Regions from separate parts of the Homo sapiens genome. Here region 2 is linked to region 1. Evidence: chromatin loops called from intact Hi-C (ENCODE). Cell type or tissue: endothelial cell of umbilical vein. All regions are shown on one strand. Each heading gives the region's core, and the rest is flanking DNA. Links, peaks and the distances in the headings are about the cores only.

What was found. Hi-C counts contacts between places; a loop is a spot of excess contacts. Peaks named below come from ENCODE experiments on the same cell type or tissue, not always from the same donor. Only the 100,000 strongest peaks of a DNase experiment are listed, where the experiment ranks them.
Region 2: it touches region 1 in a loop (8-fold over the local background); 13 of 110 quality-filtered maps call a loop at or near these places.

What each region holds. Positions count from the first base shown.
Region 1 is chr12:122,948,912-122,957,183 of GRCh38, forward strand. ABCB9 (ATP binding cassette subfamily B member 9) reads right to left here. Exons shown (of 12, transcript NM_019625.4): 3 at 1,540-1,654; 4 at 877-1,007. Among named protein-coding and RNA genes, the nearest start is that of ABCB9, 13 kb to the right of the region's middle. In endothelial cell of umbilical vein, for the core only: a CTCF peak has its summit at 3,583 (motif pointing left); DNase peaks (open chromatin) are centred at 2,630 and 3,570; H3K27ac peaks cover 1,166 bases.
Region 2 is chr12:123,234,631-123,242,454 of GRCh38, forward strand. All of the region lies in intron 1 of MTRFR (mitochondrial translation release factor in rescue), which reads left to right. It also overlaps a transcript of MPHOSPH9 not described here. Among named protein-coding and RNA genes, the nearest start is that of MTRFR, 5.1 kb to the left of the region's middle. RefSeq lists enhancers at 2,885-2,934, 3,545-3,744. In endothelial cell of umbilical vein, for the core only: a CTCF peak has its summit at 3,663 (motif pointing left); a DNase peak (open chromatin) is centred at 3,651.

The DNA of each region.
Region 1 (8,272 bases), core at 1,245-6,244:
CAGACACTGGGAAGCCGGGCCTCCCTACCTGTGGGCGGGGTTGGGGGGTGGGGGAGAAGAGCAGATACCCCTCGAGGGCTACTCTGAGCCAATCCCAGTCATCAGCATCTTGCTTAAGCTTCATGACATCCCGCTGTACAGCGGAGGAGGCTGGGGCTCAGAACAGGAAGGCCCCCGTAGAGTCACACAGCCTGTCCGTGACTGAGCCAGACTTCAAACCCATGTCTCCTCCCTGTCACTGGCAGAGGGGGTAACTCCTCTTCCCTTCTAGGGAAATAACAACCTGGCTGGTGGCGGGCAGGAAAGCGCAGACACTTCTTACCTAAGTTGGACATTGTGCTAAGAGCTGTGTAAGGACCCCATGGGGTGGCTACTATCCGTGTTCCCATTTTACAGACAAGAAAACAGAGGATCAGAGAGGTGAAGTTCGTGAGTGGAGGAACCAGGGCTTCGACCCAGGCCGGTGTCTCTCAGAGCTTGGATCTTGGTGGATATTCTATCGTCTTCCCCGTTGTGGCCCCTGGCCCTCACCTGCTGACCCCCATGGGAGCAGGGTCTCTGTCGGCCACAGGCGTGGGTAGTCCTGGACCTGGTGGTTTCCATGGGGCAATGGAAAGCAAGGCCTTGGCTCCTGCAGGGACCTCGGGTGGCCTGGCCTGGGCCCCACAGAGGCCGCAGCCCACACCAAAACCTCAGTGAGCAAGCCAGCTCCCAGGACACAGGCCAAGCCCAGGGTGTTCCCAGCCTGAACTAACAGCAGGAGGAGAAGACAGAGGGCTGAGACCACCCACACGCCCATTTCATTCCTCAGTGCCAGGCAAGCCCACAGGGGTGGGGCCCAGCCCCCAGGACACCTAGGGCACTGGAAGGACCAACCTGTGCGGTTCTCATCAAAGAAGCTTGTCTCCTGGGACACCAGTGAGCGGAAGAGACAGTTTCGAAGGCGAATGTTCAGTCTGGCAAATATGAGGGTAAAAATGCCGCCCCGAATACCTGCGGCAAATGAGCTAATTGCAGATAAGAGATATTATAGCACGATGTCCTTCCAGACCAGTGACCACACCCGGCTGCCCCCTCCCGCTGCCGGCAGGCCTGGGAGCCCCACCGCAGCCCCACTCCAGGGCTGGCATCCCTGCGGGGTCCCCCTCATTCCCAGTGGGAGCCCCCCTCAAGGTGAGGGCAAAGGGGACAGTTGTGGGACAAGAGACCCAAATGTGCCAGCCAGACCCTCTTCCTTCCAGAACAGCTCAGACAAAGCCGGTTCTGTTTGGGACCAGATTCCTACTTGGAAAACAGCCAGGGAGGGTGAGCAGGGAACCCTGAGGACTGAAGCCCTTTTCAGGGACCAGAGGGTGTGGTTCTAGGGTGCTCTAAGACAGTGTGGAAGCCGGTTCCCAGGGTGACCAGCTGAGGGACAGGCCCACCAGGGGCATTTCCAGGGCCTCCCTGGCCCCTGTCTTCCTTAGGAACAGGCCCTCCCTTCCCTCCCTGGTGCAGGTCGGGGTGTGCGGGGCAGGGCGTGGGGGTTGAGCCAGCTACCTGCCAATGGCCAGCAGGCACACGATGACGACAGCCGTGCTGAACTGATCCATGCTTTTCTGGATGACGATGCCATCAATGGCGCGGCCCGTGTAGTAGGGCAGGAAGGTCTCTCCTGGGGGAGGCAGGGCAGCCTCAGGGACGTCTGCAGCCAGGGGAACCCGCACCCTTCCTCCTGAGGCTCCAGAAGTCCACACACCAACCCCTCTGCCCACTCCACCGGTGGGCTTTCCTCCCTCGGCAAACTCTTGCTGCCCATCGTGGGGCCCCAGGGTGCTTAATGCCCCCCTCCTCAGAGAACAGGGGAGCACTGGGCCTTGCATCCACACAGCCTGCTGGTTCTTCTTTATTTATAGTGGCTACCAGGCATCGAGCCAGGGCTCCTGCAGGATGCTTCATTCTCTTGTTTTTTGAGACAGGGTCTCGCTGTGTCCCCCGGGCTGGAGTGCAGTGGTGTAATCATAGCTCACTGCAGCATCAAACTCCTGGGCTCAGGTGATCCTCCTGTCTCAGCCTCCTGAGTAGGGAATACAGGCATGTGCCACCATGCCAGGCTAATTTTTTTTTTTTTTTTTTTGTAGAGACAGGGGTCTCACTATGTGGCCCAAGCTGGTCTCAACCTCCTGGGTTGAAGCAATCCTCCTACCTTGGCCTCCCAAAGTACTGGGATTATAGGTATGAGCCACCGCTCCTGAACTTTGTTTCATTCCCTTTGGAGCAGGCCCTGGAATCACCCCCATTTTACAAATGAGAAAAATTAATTTGTTTTTCTTTTTCTAAAATATTTTCCTTTTTTTTTTTTTTTTTAACTTTTTGAGACAGGGTTTCACTCCTGTCGCCCAGGCTGGAGTGCAGCCTCAACCTCCTGGGCTCAGTGGATCTTCCCACCTCAGACTCCTGAGTAGCCGGGACTACAGGCACACGCCACCAGGCCTAGCTAATTTTTTGTATTTTTTTGTAGAGACGAGGTTTCGCTAGGTTGCCCAGGCTGGTCTCTAACTCCTGGGCTCAAGCGATCCACCCACCTCAGCTTCCCAAAGTGCTGGGGTTACAGGCCTGAGTCACAGCGTCCGGCTGAAAGTGAAGTTGAATGAGATGACTCGTCCAGGCCACATGGCAATCAGTGGCTGATTGACGCCAAAGTTGATTTCATTCTTCTCAATGGGTTCAGAGTCCAAATTCTGGAACCTCAGAAGACGTTGCTATTCTGGTTCCAAGCAATGCTGGAAATTGCCACCCCACCCCTCCTGGTGGGGCACTTGACACCTTGCTGGGTGCTTTCTTACCCGCTTGCCTTACTGTGTTTTCACAACAATCCTGGGGTGGAATGGGAGACTCACAGAGGCTGAGGAATTTACTCCAGGTCACACAGCAAGGGGAAAGGCTGGGACTCAAACCTAAACTGGCTTTCAACCTGGGGGCTCTTTCTTTTCCCTTCCTCCTGTGGTCTGAATGCATCTCCCAAAATTTACATATTGAAACATAATCGCCAATGTGATAGGGCAGAGCTCTCCAGGATGGGATGAGGGCCCTTTTCAAAGGGCTTGTAAGCCTGGTTTGCCATCTCTCGCCCTTCCACCTTCTGCAGCGTGAGGACACAGCAGTCTTCCCCTCCAGAGGACACAGCAAGGAGGGACCATCTTGGAAGCAGAGAGTGGCCCTCACGACACCAAACCTGCTGGCACCTTGATCTGGGACTTCCCAGCCTCTAGAACAGTACGAAATCAGTTTCTATGGTTTCTAAATGACCCAGTCTGTGGTATTTTGTTACAGCAGCAGAAATGAGACTCCCCCGACAATAATCCGGAATGTCCACTCTCCTCTTAAGGAAATAGTGGCATCACCAGGCCAGGCCAGGCCCTTGTTCATCCCAGGACCTGTTTCCACTGAAGTTCTTTCCATGAGCAGAGCCAGGTTTGGGGCTGGGCATACAGTAGGTGCTCAATAAAGGTCAGTGAATGAACCCCGGGCAGGTCTGGCTAGCACAGTCTGGCCTGGCTCAGACACTTGGGTAGTGAGACTTTCTGTGCAGTTCTGGTGCCCTCTGCTGGGACCATGAGGTGGCAGCCTAGAGGGCCTGTGTCCCCACAGTCCTTGGCCAGACGAGGTCTCCAGCTGAGGCTGCAGAGTTCCACCCAGCCTGAGTTTCTGCCTCAGTTTACCCACAGAAAAGAAGAGGGCAACGATGAGCTGTGACAGAATATTCTGGAATATCTGATTCCAGCAAGCACCAATGCTAATAATCGCCTTACTGGGTACCAGGGGCTGTGCAAAGCATGCCGGCAAACTCTCTTGCTGAATCTGCACAAGAATTACGTGAAACTCTCCAATGCACCAGCAAATACTCAGACCATTTCCAGAACCTGACCACTTTCACTGCCTCTACTGCCCCAACCCTGGTCCAAGTCATTAACCTCACTGGGACTATCTCAGTAGCCTGCTCTCAACTTTGCTCACATCAGCCTGTCCACACAGTAGAAGGCAGGATCCTGTTGGAACTAACTTCAGATCTTGTTGCTCCTTGGCTCAAAACAGTCCAAATCCCCCTTCTCATCCAGTGAGATGGTAAAAGCCAAAGTCTTTACAATAGCCCACAAGGACCTGCATGATTGAGCCGCTAGCAGAGACCTTTGTCTTCTCCCCGCCCCATCTCACTCCCTCTGCTCCAGCTAACTGGTGTCTGCTCTTGAACAACTGGGCACCTTCCTGCCTCAGGACCTTTGCATGGGCTAGTCCTTCTGCCTGGAGTGCTCTTACCACATACATTTTTTTTTTTTTTTGAGATGGAGTCTCAGTCTGTTACCCAGGCTGGAGTGCAGTGGCATGATCTCAGCTCACTGCAACCTCCACTTCCTGGGTTCAAGTGATTCTCATGCCTCAGCCTCCCAAGTAGCTGAGATTACAGGTGACCGCCATCACACCCGGCTAAATTTTATATATGTATATATATATTTTGAGATGGAGTCGCACTCCGTCGCCCAGGCTGGAGTGTATTGGCACGATTTCAGCTCGCTGTAACCTCTGCCACCTGGGTTCAAGTGATTGTCCTGCCTCAGCCTCCCGAGTAGCTGGGATTACAGACACCTGCCATTGCACCTGGCTAATTTTTGTATTTTTAGTAGAGATGGGGTTTCACCATGTTGGCCTGGCTGATCTTGAACTCCTGACCTCGTGATCCACCTGCCTTGGCCTCCCAAAGTGCTGGGATTACAGGCATGAGCCATCGCACCTGGCCTAAATTTTATATTTTTATTAGAGACAGGGTTTCACCATGTTGCCCAGGCTGGTCTTGAACTCTTGACCTCAAGTGATCTGCCCGCCTCGGCCTTCCAAAATGCTGGGATTACAGGTGTGAGCCACCACACCCAGCCACTTACCCCAGATATCTGCTCCCCTACCTTCTTAAGTCTCAAAGGCCACCCAGTAATCCTATAGGTTTGGTACAATTATTCCTTCCATTTGTGGAAATGTATTCTTTACACAAAAGAGGAAACTGAGGCTCAGAGAGATTAAGTCACTTGCCCAAGTTTATACATTTGGTTTGCCATGAAATCCATATTAAAGAATCTTAGGCTACAGAAGGTAGCTCACACCTGCAATCCCAGCACTTTGGGAGGCCGAGGTGGGAGGATCACTTGAGCTGGAGAGGTCAAGGCTGAAGTCGCTGTGATCACTCCACTGTACTCCATCCAGCCTGGGTGACAGAGGGAGGCCCTGCCTCAAAAAAAAAAAAAAGGACTCCATTTGTTTTTTATGTATTTTTTTTATTTTTTTTGAGACGGAGTTTCACTCTTGTTGCCCAGGCTGCGATGCAATGGTGCGATCTCCACTCACAGCAACCTCTGCCTCCTGGGTTCAAGCGATTCTCCTGCCTCAGCCTCCCGAGTAGCTGGGATTACAGGCATGCGCCACCACACCTAGCTAATTTTGTATTTTTAGTAGAGACGGGGTTTCTCCATGTTGGTCAGGCTGGTCTCGAACTCCTGACCTCAGGTGATCTGCCCCCCCTTGCTGAGATTACAGGTGTGAGCCACCGTGCCCGGCCTATTTTTTATTTTTTGAGACAGAGTCTCATTCCGTCACCCAGGCTGGAGTGCAGTGGCACGATATCAGCTCACTGCAACCTCCACCTCCCAGGTTCAAGCAATTCTCCTGCCTCAGCCTTCTGAGCAGCTGGGATTACAGGCGTGTGCCACCACGCCCGGCTGATTTTTGTATTTTTAGTAGAGACGGAGTTTCACCATGTTGGCCAAGCTAGTCTTGAACTCCTGACCTCAAGTGATCTGCCCACCTCAGCCTTCCAAAGTGCTGGGATTATAGGTGTGAGCTGCTGCACTTGGCCTCTAAAGAACCTTAATTTAATAAGAGATACTCAACCCTAAAACTAACATTTCCCAATGGGTGGTTTTTTGTTTTTTGTTTTTGTTTGTTTGTTTTAAGATTCTGAGGGTACAGAAAAGCTGGGCACTGCTGAATGCTTGTTGATTGAAAAATAATTATTAATAATCACAGTACCTAATTGTCTTTTTTGAGATGGGGTCTCGCTATGTTGCCCAGGTTGGTCTCAAACTCCTAAGCCAAAGCAACCCTCCCTCCTTGGCCACCCAAGTAGCTGCGGTCACAGGTACATGGCATTGCACCTGGCCCTAACACTGATTAAGTATTTACTTGTGCTAGGCACCAAGCTTCCTCTCACTTCTTTCTCACAGTACCCCAAGAAAGCCCTCACTTCAGAATGGTCAAGTGAGCGTTGGCCAGGTTAATAACTTGCCTAAAGTTATCAGTGAAGTCGGGAGCCTGAGCCTCGAGTCTGCGCCCTGACTCTTGATGCAATCCTGCAAGCCGGGAAAATCTGCTCAGCAGTATTTAAGGATGTCTGCATTCCCCGACCACACAGCAGCTGACGGCAGGGCCCCAGCAGGTCGGGTAAACAAGGTCATGGCATGGGGCACCATCTGTCTGCACAGGCATGACAGTCATTCATACTTTTGTTCATTTATTCATTCAGTGAGCCCATCTCTGTGCCAGCTACTGGGATCCAGGGTGAGTCAGACCTGGCCCCTGCCCCTGAGGGGCTCAGGACCTGGGAGGGGAGGCAGGAGGGTGAATGCATACATAACAGGGTCTTGCTATGTTGGCCAGACTGGTCTTGAACTCCTGGCCTCAAGTGATCCTCCTGCCTCAGACTCCCAAAGTACTGGCATTGTAGGCATGAGCCACTGTGCCCAGCATAAATGCATAGTTTTTTGGGTTTTTGTTTTTTTGTTTTTTTTTTTTTTGAGACGGAGTCTCACTTTGTTGCCTAGGCTGGAGTGCTGTGGCACAATCCCAGCTAACTGCAGCCTCCACCTCCTGGGTTCAAGATATCCTCCTGCATCAGCCTTCTGAGTAGCTGGGATTACAGGCGGCTGCCACCATGCCCAGCTAATTTTTGTAGTTTTAGTAGAGACGGGGTTTTGCCATATTGTCCAGGCTAGTCTCGAACTCCTAACCTCAGGTGATCTGCAGGCCTCAGCTCCCCAGAGTTCTGGGATTATAGGTGTGAGCCACCGTACCCAGCCTGAACATATGATTTTTATGTCATAAAAGCTATAACTGAGGTGCAGACAAAGTTACCACAGTTGGCAGAATCTAAGGTGGCTTCCTAAGGAGGGGACTTTTGGGCCGCCCAGCATGAGCCAGGAGAAACTGCCTGGTTTAATGGGAAGGGGTCATCCCAGTCCTCACACCTGCTAGTATTACTGGGAGGTGTCTATGTGCCAGGAGCTGTCCAAGGTGTCTCACCCATGTGGATTCACTGACCTTTCCAACCCCATTGGAGGGGTACTACTATGCCCATGTCACAGAAGAGGAGGCTAAGACTTAGAGGGGTTAAATAACTTGCCTAACCTCACACAGATGTTGAGGAGATGGGACTGAGAGGGCAGAGGTAGATCGTAGGAGTACAGGGCTGCAGAGTCAGGGCCAGCTCTGGGTTTGCCTGTCCTCTCTCAGAACATTCTGGCATTGTTATTGCATTGTCACCTCTCTAGGCTCTGTCTCTGTCAGTTAACATTTTTATTTTACTATTTTATTATTTATGTTTTTTGAGATGGAGTCTCACTTTGTCACTCAGGCTGGAGTGCAGTTGTGTGAGCTTGGCTCACTGCAACCTCTGCCTCCCAGGTTCAAGCAATTCTCCTGCCTCAGCCTCCCAAATAGCTGGAATTACAGGCGTATGCCAGCACATCTGGCTAAGTTTTATATTTTTAGTAGACATGGGGTTTCACCATGTTGCCAGGCTGGTCTCGAACTCCTGACCTCAGGTGATCCACTTGCCTCGGCCTCCCAAAGTGCTGGGATTATAGGCATGAGCCACTGTGCCCGGCTAATATTTATATATCTTTTAGCAGAGACGGGGTTTCACCATGTTGGCCAGGCTCGTCTCAAACTCCTGACCTCAAGTGATCTGCCCACCTCGGCCTCCCAAAGTGTTGGGATTACAGGCATGAGCCACCGCGCCCAGCTTAAAATTTTTAAAACTCATAATAGCTAACAACCCTGAGCACTTACCATGACAAGCCAAGCTCTGTACTTAGTCCTTCTCCTATTTTTTTTTTTTTCTTTGGTAGAGACAGGTCTTGCTCTGTTGCCCGGGCTGGAGGGCAGTGGCGTCATCATGGCTCACTATAACTCAAGCTCCTGAGCTCAAGGGATCCTCCCACCTTAGCCTCCTGAGTAGCTGGGACTATAG
Region 2 (7,824 bases), core at 1,664-6,663, 290 kb after region 1:
AGGTCATCCTCCTGCCTCGGCCACCCAAAGTGCTGGGATTACAGGCATGAGCCACCACGCCTGGCAATTTTCAAAGGGTAAATTTGATGTTATCCTATCTTTCATGATTTTTTAAATTATATTACATAATTCCAAAAGATATTTTATGTTTAAACCAGGACTTACTTCATTGAAGATGGTTTTATCTTTCAGTGTGAACCTGCTGGGAAGTCAGGCTATATTTTTGGCATCACAGTGATCTCCTTAGTACCTGATTTCACAGACCAGAATTATGATCCCACCAAATAACATGTTTTCAGTAATGTCATGGCTTATCAAGTACTTCTTAAATTGGACCATACCAAGTAAAATAATTTACAAGCCACTGTTGTAGATGCCTTTTCACCCTAAGCTCTAAAACAAAGGCCGATGAAATAATCAGTTCCCAGACTGGGTTTGTGTCATAAGACAACAGTGTATGTGGTGTGTCATTCCAAAGTTCCTCAGCCTTGTAGTTGAGAGATCTGACATGCTCCCATTTAGTGACCACTAAGTACTTTACATTTATGGCAACATGTATGATTTTGTTCGCACTCTAGGTAGTAGTATCTCCATTCTACAGATGAGGAATTAGAGCCAAAGTTACCCAGTAAGTAAATTGTGGCATTGAGACATTGAACGCAGGTCTGTTGGCCACAGAGCTCGCAATCCTTGGCAGGAAGGCCTTTTTGGGACAAAAGAAAAAATGAGAGGAGTCGTCAAATACAGAAAGTCAGGCTGGTCCAAACGTAGTGAGTTTTGTGTGTGTGTGTGTGACAGAGCTCAGCTCACTGCAAGCTCCGCCCCCCAGGTTCACGCCATTCTCCTGCCTTAGCCTCCCTAGTAGCTGAGACTACAGGTGCCTGCCACCAGGCCCAGCTAATTTTTTTTTTTTTTGTATTTTTAGTAGAGATGGGGTTTCACCGTGTTAGCCAGGTTGGTCTCGATCTCCTGACCTCATGATCCACCTGCCTCGGCCTCCCACGGTGCTGGGATTACAGGCGTGAGCCACCGCGCTCGGCCTGGTAGTGAGTTATCTTAATTAATTGTTCACAGTCACAGATCAAACTTCTTGTTCTACTCTTTCCCCCTTCTCTACTGTACTTGACTAGTCTTTTTAAAAAGAGAAAGTTGGCCGGGCGTGGTGGCTCATGCCTGTACTCCCAGCACTTCGGGAGGCCGAGGCAAGCGGATCGCTTGAGGTCAGGAGTTCGAGACCAGCCTGGCCAACATGGTGAAACCCCATCTGGGCTAAGAATACAAAAATTAGCTGGGCGTGGTGGCTGGTGCCTATAATCCCAGCTACTTGGGAGGCTGAAGCAGGAGAATCGCTGGAACCCGGGAGGCAAAGGTTGTAGTGAGCCAAGATGGTGCCACTGCACTCCAGCCTGGGCAACAGAGTGAGACTCGTCTCAAAAAAATAAATAAATAAAAACTTAAAACAGAAAAAGTTAAGGAAAAGGAGCTAACATTGCCTAAGAAACTGGAAAAAGATCTGGAGATATGAAAGGTAATGAAACAAGGTGTAGAAAGGATAATTTAGTTTCAAAAATTGAAAACCTAATGGTTTCCAAGATAGGTCTTACTGAGATAATCAGGAAGTGTGCATCTCTTATTTTCTTTATTTGTATTAAATACAATAATGTATTTGAAAGTGCTTTGCAGCTGCACGTGGTGGCTCACGCCTGTAATCCCATCACTTTGGGAGGCTGAGGCAGGAGGATTGCTTGAGCCCATGAGTTCGAGACCTGCCTGGGCAACATGGCAAGACCCCATCTCTACAAAAAATTAAAAACTAGCCAGGTATGGTGGTACACACCTGTGGCCCCAGCTACTGGGGAGGCTGAGGCAAAGAAGCTTGCTTGAGCCCAGGAGGTCAAGGCTGCACTGAGCCATTTTTATGCCACTGCACTCCACTTGGGTGACAGAGGGAGACCCTGTCTCAAAAAAAAAAAAAAGAAGAAGAAACTGCTTTGGTTTGTATATGTTTAAGTCCTAAACAAACACAAGGCATCGTTAATAGAAATATAGGCTTTGAGACTTTTGGAAGAAAATATACAGTGTTGTTATTCCTGCTTTTTTAATGTGTTTCTGTTTTAATAGTGTAGTTGATAAATTATAAAGTTCCCGTTAGATGCCATAAATAGAACAAATATGGGGCCGGGCGCGGTGGCTCACACCTCTCAGCACTTTGAGAGGCCGAGGCGGGCGGATCGCCTGAGGTCAGGAGTTCAACACCAGCCTGAGAAACACGGTGAATCCCCATCTCTACTAAAAATACAAAAAATTAGCCAAGCGTGGCGGCATGCGCCTGTAGTCCCAGCTACTTGGGAGGCTGAGGCAGGAGAATTGCTTGAATCTGGAAGGCGGAGGTTGCAGTGAGCTGAGATTGCGCCACTGCAGTCCAGGCTGGGTGACAGAGTGAGACTCCGGCTAAAAAAAAAAATAGAAGAAATATGATACACACAAATAGCACAGGTGTAATTCTGTGGATTCAAAGTTTTCTGCTTAAAAAAAAATAAACGGGGCCAGGCACTGTGGCTCACGCCTGTAATCCCAGGACTACGGGAGGCCAAGGCAGGCGCATCACCTGATGTCAGGAGAAACCCCCGCCTCTACTAAAAATACAAAATTAGCCGGGCATGATGGCAGGTGCCTGTAGTCCCAGATACTCAGGAGGCTGAGACAGGAGAATCACTTGAACCTGGGAGGCAGAGGTTGCAGTGAGCCAAGATCACGCCATTGCACTCTAGCCTGGGTGACAAGCGAAACTCCGGCTCAAAAATAAAATAAAAATGAACGAGATGTTGGGATTGTGTGAAGTGAATGTTTTCCTCTTTACTTCATTAGCTATCTCTTGAATTCTGCAGCATTAAGCATTCAAGCATTAAGCCTGTTAAATTTAGACCAGACCTAGAGTAGTCTCTTTTTCCTCCCGTCCGCCAAAATCAAAGACTACAGCTCTGCATTTCCTGCTCAATCTATTATGCTTTCCTTGTTTGAGAAATAACTATCTGCAAACACTTACTGTGAGTGAAGGGTGCTTTATCTTCAGCGTAAAACCCCAAGTCTAGGAAATGGCATGGTCTGTTTCAAGCCTTACCAGCAATACTCACTGGTTCCATTTGAGAGGTTTCAGCCCTTAAGGATTTCAGATACCTACAGCAGGAGGATGAGCTAACAGGAGGATGTGAAAGACAGGGAAATGCTACTTTCTTTTTAACTACCATTTTACAGACAGCACCAAAACACTTTTTTTTTTTTTGAGACGGAGTCTCACTCTGTCACCCAGGGTGGAGTGCAGTGGTGTGACCTCAGCCCACTGCAACCTCTGCCTGCCAGGTTGAATCCATTATTCTGCTGCAGCCTCCCGAGTAGCCGGGACTACAGGTGCACACCACCACATCTGGCTAATTTTTTGTATTTTAGTACAGAGGGGGTTTCACCATGTTGCCCAGGCTGGTCTGGAACTCCTGAGCTCAGGCAATCCACCCTCAGCCTCCCAAAGTGCTAGGATTACAGTCATGAGCCACCACACCCAGCCCCAAAACACATTTTTGAAACATGAATTATTATTATTAAGCATTTGTCAGAAAATCATTTTCCCCTCACTTAGCTTCTGGCACCACCTGCTGGCCGTTTTGTCTTTTCAAAGCAGCAACATTGCACGTTGGTCTGTTTAAGCTCAATGTTGTTTGGCCCTTAACTGTTTATTAGGTCATTGTTTTGAGACCTATGGTTTCATCTCCTTCTTAAGGAAGAGACAAGACGGAATAAGCAGGTAATCAGCCCTCCTGAATTCTTGTCTCAGTTTCTTAAATGTCATATAAATAAGAAACATGCTGGGCATGGTGGCTCATGACTGTAATCCCAGCACTTTTTGAGACCGAGGCAGGCAGATTGCTTGAGCTCAGGAGTTTGAGACCAGACTGGGCAACATGATGAAACCCCATCTCTACTTTTTTAGAAAAGAAAAAGAAAAGCTTTTAAAAGTGTCTGTCCTAGCAATCAGAAGAACTTGCTGATTCCTGTGTTCTGGAACAATGCTTGTCAAATTTTATGTGCCTCTGCATCACCTGAGGATCTTGTTAGGCTGCAGGTTCTCATTTGGTAGGTCAGAGCAGGGCCTGAAATCTTCATTCCTAACCATCCTCCACGTGGTGCTTTTGCCACTATGTGGACCACACTTTGGGTAGCAAGATTCTAGAGCTACATTGTCCCATAAAGTAGCCACCAGCACATGTGGCCCAAACTGAGATGTTCTGTAAGTATGACCATAACCTAGAATTTGAAGCCTTCATATTTAGGGGGAAAAAAGAATATCTCAATTTTAAAATATTGGCTGGGTGCAGTGGCTCACACCTGTAATCCCAGCACTTTGGAAGGCTGAGGAAGGCAGATCGCTTGAGTTTGAGTTCCAGACCAGCCACAGCAACATGGTGAAACCCCGTCTCTACAAAAAATCCAAAAATTAGCCAGGCATGCTGGTACATGCCTGTAGTTCCAACTACTCAGGAGGCTGCGGTGAGAGGATGGCTAGAGCCTGGAAGGCAGAGATTGCAGTGAGCTGAGATGGCGCCACTATACTCCAGCCTGGGTGATGGAGCCAGACTGGTCTCAAAATAATAAAACGTTGATCACGTGTGGAAATAATAGTTTTGATATATTGGGTTAAATATACATTTCATCATTTATTATTTCTAATGTAACTACTAGAAAATTTAGAATTTCACATGTGGGTAGCATTAGTTTTGTTTTTTTGTTTGTTTTTTTGAGACAGAGTTTCACTCTGTTGCCAGGCTAGAGTGCAATGGCGCAATCTCGGCTCACCGCAATCTCCACCTCCCAGGTTCAAGCGATTCTCCTGCCTCAGCCTCCCAAGTAGCTGGGACTACAGCTACGTGCAACCATGCCCAGCTAATTTTTTGTATTTTTAGTAGAGACGGGGTTTCACCGTGTTAGCCAGGATGGTCTCGATCTCCTGACCTCATGATCTGCCCGCCTTGGCCTCCCAAAGTGCTGGGATTACAGGCGTGAGCTACCGCGCCCAGCCCAGTAGCGTTAGTTTCTATTGGACACCACTGTTCTAGAACATTAACACAACAGAGGTGACATTTTTTATTTTTTTTTCCCCCAGATGACCCAGTTTCCCAATCTCCTTGTTTCCATGTCACCATCTCTGCTAGCTCAAATCAGTATTTGTTTAATTCTTTTCTTGGGACGATTTCCTTGCCCTCCCATCACACTCCTTTACACCTTCTCAGCCTTCACCATTGCCATCATGATCCCAGGGATCTCATCAAGCAATGAACAGTCCTATGTGCCAGAATACTAGCAGCATCCTTGTTTAAAGCACTTAGCCTTGCCATGGGGTGTGGGGCCTGGACCAGCAGCAACAGCCTCATCTGTGAGCTGGTTAGAAATGCAGAGCCTCGCCGGGCAAGGTGGCTCACGCCTGTAATCCCAGCACTTTGAGAGGCTGAGGCTTGTGGATCATCTGAGGTCAGGAGTTCGAGACCACCCTGACCAACACGGTGAAACCCCATCTCTATTAAAAATACAAAAAAAAAAAAAAAAAAGCTGGACGTGGTGGTGGGCACCTGTAATCCCAGCTACTTGGGATGCTGAGGCAGGAGAATTGCTAGAACCCGGGAGGCGGAGGTTGCAGTGAGCAGTCAGGGTGACGGAGACTCCGTCTAAAAAAAAAAGAAGAAGAAATGCAGAGCCTCAGGCCTCGCCCCAGACCTAGTGAACCAGCATCACAAGTCACAAGACTCCCAGGTGATTTGTATGCACATTAAAGTTTGCATGGGGAGACTGGCTGGTGAGTACTTTAACAATCTTCGTAAAGCACACTGTTTCAGTTAGTCTCCGCACCTGTTCCTTCAGTTAGTTTTAATGAAGTTTCTGCAAGGTTTATATACCATGAAAGTTGTAGCTAAGGTAAACTAGTGCTTTACCTTTCAAAAAAAAAAAACAAACAGTGAATTTTAGATAAATGGCGTCCAGAAGGCAGGTCCAGAGATTGACATCTCATGCTTTCCTGAAAATAGATTAAATATCCTTTATTTTATTGACCTTTTTTTTTTTTTTTTTTTTTTTTGAGAAAAAGTCTCACTCTGTACCCCAGGCTGGAGTGCAGTGGCGTGATCTTGGCTCACCACAACCTCCGACTCCCGAGTTGAAGCGATTCTCCTGCCTCAGCCTCAGCACACCACTGCACCCAGCTAATTTTTTGTATTTTTAGTAGAGATGGGATTTCACCATGTTGGCCAGACTGGTCTTGAACTCCTGACCTCAGGTAATCTGCCCACCTTAGCCTCCCAAAGTGCTAGGATTACAGGTGTGAGCCACCACACCCAGCCTCAAATATCCTTTAACCTTTTCAGAGACACGAAATGAAAGGCATTACCATCCTCTTTACTTCTCTCCAAAGTGAGAGCTGTTGATGACACAGCATCACCTCCTACATCTAGGCTTTTATTTGGGGTTGTTTTTTTTTTGTTTTTGTTTTTTTTTTAATAAAAGAGATGGAGTCTCACTATGTTGCCCAAGCTGATCATGAACTCCCAGCTTCATGGGCTCCTCCCACCTCAGCCTCCCAATATGCTGGGATTTCAGGTGTGAGCCATCACACCCAGCATTATTTTATTTTTTATTGTATTTTTTATTTTACTGTTTTTTGTTGTTGTTGTTTTTTGAGACAGAGTCTCGCTCCTTCAGTCTTCGCCCAGGCTGGAGCGCAATGGCGTGATCTCGGCTCACTACAACCTCTGCCTCCCGGGTTCAAGCAATTCTCCTGCCTCAGTCCTCCCAAGTAGCTGGGACTACAGGTGCCCACTACCACCCCCAGCTAATTTTTTGTATTTTTAGTAGAGACGGGGTTTCACCATGTTGGCCAGGATGGTCTCGAATTCCTGACCTCAGGTGATCCACCTACTTCAGCCTCCCAAAGTGCTGGGATTACAGGCACGAACCACCATGCCCAGCCTATTTTGTTTTTTAGAGATGAGGTCTCCCTATGTTGCACAGGCTGGAGACAGCTTCTGGGCTCAAGCAATCCTCCCACCTCAGCCTCCCAAGTAGCTGGGACTGTAGGCTATTATCTTGTTTGCTCCGGCCACAGGCCTTGTTGCAGAGTTGAACATGCCATCCCTGCAGATAGTCTGTCTTGGTTTGAGTTGAATTTGGAAGCTGGAGGAGGGGTGTGCTGACCAGATCCAGTCATGAAGAACGCCACTCAGTAGCACATAGGTTTCAAATCCTGACAGCAAGCTCTCCAGGAGGATGAGGGGCATAGAAAGTTTGAGAACCACTGCTCTATAGTATGTTATCCATCCTCAGCTATCACATGTATCCTGTTTGTGCTTGTCTTCATTTCTCTTTTATGCTACAGACTCTTTAGGCTCTCTGAAGCCCATGCCTGATACTCAATAGATGTTTTAAATATTCTTGCACAAATTAATGTTCCCTTTTGTAAATTCCTTAGACCTGTTATCTCTGAACTTAACCAAGTTGGAAGGGACTGAAGCAATGACAGGAGCTTTCACCTTAACTGCGATCAGCCATTTAGTGCAGAAGCCATCATCAAAGGAAAAGTAGAGCCTAGGGAGTCAGGGTAGAGCGCCAGCCCTACGCCGAAGCTCACGTTTGAAGAAGGGAACTGGGGCAGAGCTGTCATGACTGCTGGTTTCCTCTTACTAGCACTTCTCTGTACCATTTTTCTTTTTCTCTTTTTTCATGTCACAATGAGCTATAATTTGAGCTGCTTTTATTGTTCCCTAAAGACTTTGGATTACTCTGTAT